Regions from separate parts of the Homo sapiens genome. Here region 2 is linked to region 1. Evidence: chromatin contacts called from ENCODE Hi-C or POLR2A ChIA-PET data. All regions are on one chromosome and are shown on one strand. The core of a region is the stretch at or near the end of the contact, and the rest is flanking DNA. Distances in the headings are between cores, read along the strand shown. Region 1 overlaps APH1B (aph-1B gamma-secretase subunit). Region 2 overlaps LINC02568 (long intergenic non-protein coding RNA 2568).

Evidence for each region. A loop is a pair of places that touch in the nucleus more often than their neighbours do. ChIA-PET counts read pairs that join two places held with the same protein, here RNA polymerase II (POLR2A).
Region 2: a loop to region 1 is called in a map of naive thymus-derived CD4-positive, alpha-beta T cell, with 2.1 times the contacts of the local background. The contact joins two enhancer-like sites. A Hi-C loop is called at or near these places in 2 of 168 maps with a recorded cell type or tissue (endothelial cell of hepatic sinusoid and naive thymus-derived CD4-positive, alpha-beta T cell). POLR2A ChIA-PET finds 5 or more read pairs at or near these places in 3 of 52 experiments (H1, OCI-LY7 and activated CD4-positive, alpha-beta memory T cell).

What each region holds. Positions count from the first base shown.
Region 1 is chr15:63,305,108-63,309,906 of GRCh38, reverse strand. It overlaps APH1B (aph-1B gamma-secretase subunit), which reads right to left. Exons shown (of 6, transcript NM_031301.4): 6 at 781-4,293. The coding sequence ends at 4,126. Among named protein-coding and RNA genes, the nearest start is that of APH1B, 30 kb to the right of the region's middle. Within about 2 kb of position 3,271, at least 2 of the 41 ENCODE cell types and tissues checked have a DNase peak (open chromatin) inside an H3K27ac peak, as active enhancers do.
Region 2 is chr15:63,435,737-63,440,149 of GRCh38, reverse strand. LINC02568 (long intergenic non-protein coding RNA 2568) reads right to left here. Exons shown (of 7, transcript NR_120375.1): 7 at 2,614-3,187. Among named protein-coding and RNA genes, the nearest start is that of LINC02568, 48 kb to the right of the region's middle. Within about 2 kb of position 3,154, at least 25 of the 41 ENCODE cell types and tissues checked have a DNase peak (open chromatin) inside an H3K27ac peak, as active enhancers do.

The DNA.
Region 1 (4,799 bases), core at 2,022-4,521:
AGAGGTTTCTCATGTGTTGAGGCTGGTCATAGGGAAATCTCCATTCCAACTAAATGCCAAACAAGTAACAATTAAATTAGAACCAAAATTCAGTGTTTAAGGGCCAATGAAATTGTACAGGAATCTGGGCTGATACCTGAGGAATGCCCACCTCTTCCACTGGTTTACAGGTTAGAAGCAAAGAGCCCTTGGGACCTGAGAACGTTTCATCCAATAACGTCATCAACATAGCCTGCAACAGCCTCATTTCAAGCCAGAGTGAACAAGCATCAAATGGTTTTGAGTATCGTATCATAATCCCCTATGTATCCTGTCTGATGGCAAGGGCCAAGCTCAACCCTTTAGCTGCACTGTCTCCTCACCAAGGGAAAGAAAGAGAAAAGGACTCTATAGGCTACTCAGAATCACCAGGTAAAAGCTAAATTGTACTCTCCTCTTCACCGGACTCCAATCCTTAGCCACTATTATACAAACATTCTTTAAATTCACCATTTTACAATTAGGAGATTTTGCAAAGCAAGCTTCCAGGATCTTTGAGGATTCCCCCGGCTTGGTTTAAGATACCTCAAGGAAATGCTCTGAACCAAACTACTCCTAAACACACAGATATGAAATAAGCCTTAGGAGTTTTAAATCAGATAAAGAATTTCTCTTTGAAAAAAGTCTCTGAACTGATCAGTCATAAACAACAGAATGTACATCCAAGTTTCATAAGGAGACAAAACACGGTAGTAACATACTGAAGGATACACCATTCCACAGAACAGGAAACACAGGAAATGAGGAGTGCCAGACAATCTTTTTATTGTTCACTGAAAAATGCAGGTCTGCAAAGAGTCAATTGCATTGTATATTGAATGCAAGGTCTGATATTGCAAGTATATATGACATGGTATAACATATAAAATATTACATATTTTACACAGTGACAGTACCCGCCTCTTCTAAACACTAAAATTTAATAGAATGAAGTAAAAAGCCTATTAAATAAGAAACAAACACTGCAATCATAAACAAAATGCACTAAGCAAAATACTTTAAAATTGTTGTGTGTGACATCTATCTTGTCTACCTGGAGTTAGGAATGGTGGAGCCCAGAAAAAAACTGAGCTAACAAAAACAGCCAACACCCTCCAGGAACTCTTCCCTGGAATCAGGCCGCTGGTGCCCGTCACAGGCTGCCCCCATCTGATGACCCAGCCAGGCTTCAGGGCTGCCTGAGGGCCCACACTGAATGCTAACGCCTGTCTGGGGCTGGGCTGAGGTGAATGGGAGGAGTACCAGGTAGGAAGAAGCTTCTCTCCCAACTGCTTATTCTGCATCCATGCTATGGATATGAACACCTAGTGTTTCTGGTGTGAATCTGCCACTCTCCACAAACATTGAAATGTGATTGAGAAGAAAATGTTAACGCTGGGAACAAAAGCCATTTTCTACGCAGTCTGCAGATATCATCATTAATTCCTTTCATCCATGTTTTCATTAAGATGCTCTAAAAGAGGCTGCTGCTATTATACAGCCAGTCAGGCAAGCCAGGATAGAGGTAACAAAATTTCTCCAGTTATAACTAGTAATTCAAATGAATCAAAAATAAATATAGCTTATACTAGAGAGCAACACAGTCTCTATTATTCACATGGTAATATATTCAAGAATTGCAACAATATTCACAATTCTCTAAGGTCAACATATTTCCCTCCAAGCAGAAAATCCTGAATGGAAGGGAGTGTATAACATCAATAACTCCTGTTTGTCTCACATAATATCAGGGCTCAGAAAGCTCATTATAGATAACAAATGCAAAATAAAAAAAAAAAAGCATTTCAATATATGTACAGCAACAGAGGAAGACTAGGCCCTCCCTCTGGGCCTCCTTGGCATAAGGCAAAGCATGGCTATTTGCGACAACAGTGTCTAAGCTGACTCTGGAAAGGCTCATGTTTTACGATAAATCAGAATTACAAAGTTCCTTCATTCACAGGTAACAAAGGATTATTAAATAATTTCCTGAACTAAGACAACAGTCTCACCATCAAAGAAAATTTTCTTCTCATCTGAGTTTTTATAAATGAGATTTTACAATACCCAGCTTTTTTAGTTAATATGAAACCATCGGCGTACAGAGAACATCCTCAAAGCTCAAGATGAGTAAAGCTAATATTCTCAGACTTTCCACACTCTACAGAGCAGCAAATATTTTATCAGAATATCCATTTAACACAGTTTTAAGTCCATAATAACCAACTATGTATTTTTCTTATTCAAAGAAGACCATGTTTTGATAAGAATAATCCCAGTTTGATGAGTATCCTATTCCCCTTGATGTTGTACAATAAATGTCACTGTTGAGTCTCTATATCCTTGACTCTTCCAGTCAAAGGAAAATCCTGTATAAAGCTGGAAAACTGCAAACTCCAGCGGAAGCACTAGTGTTAGTGCTGAAGTAAACTTTAGGGGAATAACCACAGTCGCTTATCAGACTGTTTACAGCATTGATAGAAGCCCTCCTCTTCTTTTATCTCTATTATCTCTATTTTATCTCTAAACATTCTAATATTTTAAACATGGGGGTTCACTGATATCGATAAAGGTCTAGTTCATGAGTAAGGTTTTGGTCTCTGGAATGATGTGTGGCTAGCCCAAAACACTGGCTATGTTAGCTTTAAACATGATCATTCTTCTTCCCACCACAATCTGTCAAACCCGCCCATCCGTCCTGCCACTGTCACTCCCCCAGCCCCTCAGGATTGCTGCTCCTCTCTTCTGAATGTTCTACTGCATGTATGGTATTCACTGAGACATCACTTTAATGTATAGGTCATTTGCATTTCATGCCACCAGCTCCCCAAAAGACATCAACTGGGAACAATTTCTAATAGTAAAGGCACGATTTGCCAGAATTTTCCCTTTATAAAGGAAATCAAAGGACCTGTCTGGAAGCTGAAAGAACACCTTGGGTATTCCTGTAAAGGGAACGCTGTATCTGCTACCAAAACCCAGAGACACTGACTAGATCTAAAGAGCATATGGATTATGCAATAGTGTGAGATTTGGCAGTTTAAGATCTATTTCCAATATTACATTAAGCCATTTGGGTGAAAGTGTTGTTAGTATCACAGGAGCAAATGAAAAGTGTCAATGACACCCTTTTGGCTCATTTCCTTGTGCTTCTGGTTATACTTCCACCAGCTCCAGTGAAGCCTGTCCCAGGGCACATCACTCAGCTCCCCGCACAGCTGCTCAGAGAGAAAACAATGCACTTCACCTCAACTAGTCCAGCAACTGGCACTCAGATGGTGAACGCTGCAGCCAACGGCCTTGGGGCAGAGCCCATGGAAAGCTTTAAACAGGCTTATAGACATTGCATAAAAATTCCTGATTTTAAAATACCTTCCCAAGGAAGTCACAAAACAATCATTTTTAGTTAATAAAATGTAATCTATACTCAAAAACAATGTAATGCCTCAGAAAGCAAAACCTGGAATGGAAGCACTTCAGAAAAATACGGCTTAATCAGTATCTTACTTTGGCTAAGTTACCACAGTCAGCGTAATTTATTATTGCATTTAGAAGCCCAACCTACCGTGTTCTCCTAAGATGGTGAAGTACACGCAAACAGTGAGCAGGGGTGATAGCCCTTTAGCCTTTTGTGACTTCAGAACTTAGGAAGATAAAAGATAACCAGGATTTGACATTCAGATACTTACTTGCTCAGCACGAGTTGAGTTAGGAGACAGCTAAAGACCAGATTCTCATCCACTTAAGGTGTTCTCAGGAAGCTCCTATTTGGATACCAAACCAGTGGGTCTCAACATGGCTGCACATCAGAATCACCTGGGAAGCTTTTAAAACTCACCACGTGCCCAGGCCAATTAGCTCTGGAAGGTGGAGCCCAGAATCAGTCGGCTTTACACTGTCCCAGGTGATTCTCGTGCAGCCAGGACGCACACCACTGAGCACCCCTTTCGGAGAGCAGTTGTGTGAAAGCCAAGTGAATGGAACGCATATCTGCATAGTTTTATTTCTTTCTCAATTCCACCAGAAAAAGGGATTTTCAGAAAAAGGCACAGTTGTGCTTCCTCTAAAGATGTAGTCTGCGGTTTGGGAAGTGCTGGTTCCCTGAGGTTATCTGGAGCGCTGGTTGTAAAGAAGAAAGTTCTTGTCTTGGCAGAGCAGGCAGAGTTTCAGGCTTCGGCAGCTGCCTCCCGCAGCTAAGAATGCCCAGGTGCCCATGAGCACCAGGATTATAAATGCTGACGCCAGGTTTATTCCATAATAAGAACTTATGAAGGTCTGCAAAAGAAAAATAAATCAGCTTGGGTAATAACAGCAAGCTTATTAAACATGTGGAATAACCAAAGATAAAGGGAAGCATGGAATACTTTCAAGAACTTGGGTGTGTTTCACCAAACGTATGATGTGTGTCATGCGTTAAGGCCCTGAGGCATGTAGAACTAAGCTGGTCAGCAGATACTGTGGGTCCCGTGTTTTGCTGTATTCAGATGGTAACCCTAGAAGGCAGTCATTAGGCAGAACCTAATGGAATATACAATACAAGATGCATGTCGTGTAACTAGTTTCTATTCATTTCTGTGTTAAATTGGTTCTTAGAATTTGCAAGAAAGTGAGACAACTCCAAATTACTTTAGTATGAATCCTTAGTACTCAAGGGAACATGAGGGAATAGTCTTTTTCAGTTGCACAATTGCTGTGGGTTCCAAAAGTGTATTCATTTAAAGAACACTAATGGAATGCTGAGAGGTACTGTGTACACCTTGGTGAGACCAAAGTTTCTATCC
Region 2 (4,413 bases), core at 1,905-4,404, 130 kb before region 1:
TCCAGCATGTGTTTATTCAGCTCTGCCTCTTACAGCCATCCCCATGACAGTTTCCTGTGGCTCATCCAGCAGTCACAGCCGCAGCTTAGAACAGTAGCCCTGGCGTCTCTCCTCAGGGGCAAACCTGGCAGTAGCTCAGCCTCTTTGGCTTGCCCCTTTTCCCTCCCTCTCTCCCTTTTAATCTGGACCAGTGTCCTCAGATGTGGCCAGGATGGTGATTTCCCAGAGTATGGCTGTTATTTTGTTTCCATATTTGGCCCACCTGGATGCCATGTGTTTAATTTCAAGGCACCATTGGGCCCTGTTTTTCCTCTGCTTCTCAGAAACGGGTCCTCCCAGAGTCAGCTCTTGGGTCCTCCCCTGCCACACGCAGCTGGTTCCACCCATGCCTTCTCATCAGAAGGGCCCAGAATGACTCCCCCCTTGGTCACTGTGTGCATCAAGGGCTGAGTCAGGAGATGCTCAGGAGCCTGGACACCCTGCTCTTCTCCAGTGACAACAGATGCAGCTGGCAGACGAGAGGGAGGCCAAGTGGAAAGCACAGAGCACCAGGAGGCAGGGACCTGGTTTCTTCTTGGTTCTTATCCTGACTCTGCCAGCAGCGAACTTGCTCTCAAACCCCAGGGAAGAAGCTCCACCTTTCTGTTCCTTGTTTCCTTCTCTGTACCTAGGGATGGGCACCTGGCCTTCACTATAGGGCTATAGAAAGGACCATGAGAGACAATATGGATGCCACATTTTAAGAGGTTCCAGTCCTATCTGAAAATTAGTTATTATGGTCAACAGATTGATACAGCGACCAAAAAGAGTCCTGGTGATTCAGATGCCTGATTCTTACCACTGGCTTAATGCTTTTATGAAACCAGCAAATAAGATGGACCCCCTCCCTGATCTCAGGCTAGAAGTTCATGCCCAGACAGTGCTAGGAAGGGTTGAGAGACTGGGAGTCTATGACAGAACAAGTTCATACAACTCACAGGACAAGTAGCTAGAGATGATATCGCTGTTGGTCCTGTGGCTGTAAAAATACATCATGGTCTTAAAATCTGTAGCAACTGTGTCTTAAAAGGCACCAGTGTGAGAATATTCATCTGCGTAGTATTCTTTTTTTTTCCAAAAAAAAATTTTTAAATTTAAAGTTCTGGGATACATGTGCAGAATGTACAGGTTTGTTACATGGGTAAATGTGTGCCATGGTGGTTTGCTGCACCCATCAACCCGTCACCTATGTATTAAGCCCTGAATGCATTAGCTATTTATCCTGTTGCTCTCCCTCCCCCTGCCCCCACCCCACAGGCCCCAGTGTGTGTTGTTCCCCACCATGCATCCGTGTGTTCTCATTGTTCAGCTCCCACTTACAAGTAAGCACATGCGGTGTTTGGTTTTCTGTTCCCGTGTTAGTTTGCTGAGATTATTTATTTATTTGAGACAGCATCTCACTCTGTTGCCCAGGCTGGAGTGCAGTGGTACTCAGCACAACCTCAGCTCACTGCAACCTCCGCCTCCCAGGTTCAAGCGATTCTCCTGCCTCAGCCTCCTGAGTAGCTGTGACTACAAGTGCATGCTACCACGCCTGGCTACTTTTTGTATTTTTAGTAGAGACAGGGTTTCACCATGTTGGCCAGGCTGGTCTTGAACTCCTGGCCTCAAGTGATCCTCCCACCTCGGTTTCCCAAAGTGCTGGGATTATAGATGTGAGCCACCGCACCTGGCCCCATTTCATTTATTTTTGAATCACTGTATCTTTTTATTCCCATTTCCCCTGATATCTCTCCCTTAAGCTGATCACAATTAAAAAACAAGGTTAAAACAATAATTCAAGCTTCATTGTTTTAATTTGTGTTTATTGAAAGAGTTTTAAATACCCTGCTCTTATTTTTAAATTGGATGGATAGAATATTTTGTGAATGGTGAAGCCATCAAGCAACAAAATTTATTTTTGACTAACACACCAGAGTTTTTACATCAGAATGTTTTGAAACTACTTGGAGAGAATTCTTTCTCAGATCCTCAATGAGAGCAAGATCTTCCTTTGGGGGAAGATTTTTAGAAACAGCCAAAAATGAGTAAAATCTCTGAGGCTTTAACAGCTATCCTTAGCATTCTCTAACAAGGTTTACACTTTTCTTTCCTAGTGCCTTGGGCAAGCTCCCTTGGGTTCCACCCTCCAATACCCTCCCAAGTATACCTGCTCGGTGACAGGATCTGGGGACAGGGCAGTTACTCTAGGTTCTTCTGTTCATAGGGCCTGCCCTGGCCCTCCTCTAGCCCTACCCTTCTCCATGGGTCAAGGATCTCATGGGCCCAAGTGGCTCTGTCCCACTAGACCCTCCTTGAGGCTCCAGAAACTCCCAAGTTTCCTGCCCAAGAGTCCCCAAATGCATTTTCAGGGCCCGTGTGGCCTCTCCTTCCATCTCTCCAGCCAAGGGCAGACTGCCCTGCTGCTGTGCTTACCCTTGGCCAAGGGGGGAAAGGGCAGCTGTTTGTGGGGGGCTGGGGTATCGAGGGGCATTCACCCAAGATCCCTCGTGGTGTGAGACAGAGCTGGGAGTGAAAGAAAATGGGGGAGGGGAGACCTCGAGGTTGGGGGCCCTCCCCTAATGCTGTATTTTGACTTGGAACTTTAAGGAGTGTGAAAATTCTAAATCTGAACCTGGCATTCCATCTCGTTATGAAAGTATTTGTCAAGCTAGGAGGATAGAACATATTTGATTTCATGTTATGTTAGCTTGATTTATAAGTTTAAATACTGAGGCATGTGGTCCGTGGCCTCTGTTTATACTCTTGCCCTGCATGGGTTAAGAGGCCTGAGCTGGGGCAGGCCGGTTGCTCTGGCCTGGTGTCTGCCTCCCAGCTTGGAAGACCCCATCTTCACCCCAGATCCCAGCTTTTAGCTCCCCCTTGGTGTCCTATTACTGGGCTCAGGGCCAGCCTCTTTCACCCCTCCAGCCAACCCTGGTTCTGAGAGCCCTGGGAAGGGAATTTCAACAATTGGGAACCAAACCTGGTGAATCAGGCTGGGACTCAAGCTTTTGTTTTGTTTGCTTGTGTTTGTTTCAAGATGTGGGAGGCCATGAAAGAGGAGGGCTGCTTTCTTCTGTGGCAGGCTGTCTCTTCCGGCAGCTCCACAAGAGATCTGGGGAGTTGGCAGCAGGCCAGTTGCAGGAAGTAGACGGTAGTTGGAGCTCTACTGAAACAGAGAGATCAGATGTGTCAGACAGGGAGACAGTGGAGCCCAGATTCAGGGCAAGACTGTGAGTGAAGCCTGCAAAGCCATACCAGAGCTAGATCCAGGAGGAATGACTGAGCGCTGGTCTGTAGGGGACAGCAGAACCCCCTAGAAGTGTGTTTCTCAACACTCCTCTCACGGAGAGCACTGTGAGGCATCAGGAGGAGGTCTTAGTCCAGGGTGGGAGTGTAAGACCCCCAGGGGCATGTTGATGACAGCAGAGTTTGTGCAATGCCTCCTGGGATGGTGGGCTGAGTGACTGCAGGACTTCCTTCTGTTTGGGGCCCTGTTCTCTTCTGGACTCACTGCAGGCTCTGAGATGGAGTGTCTGATGGCACCATGAGTGATGAGTAGACCAGGGTATATGTAACAAGGCACTAAAGCAGAGGGCATGCTTCAACTGGCAGAGGTCCTGTTCATGGTCCAGCCCTCCAGCAGCTGTCCTGACTGGCCTCTTCCTTGCCAGAACTCTCATGGCCAATGAGTCCGGACTTCATATTTCTCCACTTACTAAATCTACAGATGTGTACCCTGTCCCTCTACATGATAGGTCCCTCTACATTATCCCGGTAGCAGTGATAAGGCCTGACATTCTAGTGGGGTAGACAGACAAGAAATGTTACTGGCGGCGAATCTGTACAGGTCTGCAGCAACCTCAGTTCTTGCCCCCTCAGAAGGAAGAATTCGACTGAGAGACATAAGGCAGAAGGAGAGGCCGAGGCAAATTTTGGAGCAGGAGTGAAAGTTTATTAAAAAGCTTTAAAGCAGGAATGAAAGGAAGGAAAGTACACTTGGAAGAGGGCTAAGTGGGTGACTTGAAAGACAAGTGAGCTTTGAGCTTTTGACTTGGGGTTTTATACGTTGGCATACTTCCGGGATCTTGCGTCCCTTCTCCCCTCATTCTTTCCTTGGGGTTGCCTGTTGGCATGCACAGTGGCCTGCCAGCACTTGGGAGGTGAGCATGCGCAGTGTGTTTCCTAGAGTTGTACGCATGCTCACTTGAGATGTTCTCCCCTTTCCAGTCAAGTGTTCCTATAAGGTCATATACCAGTGAAACTCCACCATTTTGCCTTTGAGCTCACATGTGTGAGCCCACTCACCCAATTCCTGATCTTATCAGGAAGCTACTGATCACTTGTTTCAGGTTTTTTCCTATCTATAGGGAGACTGCCTTTCCCTGGAGC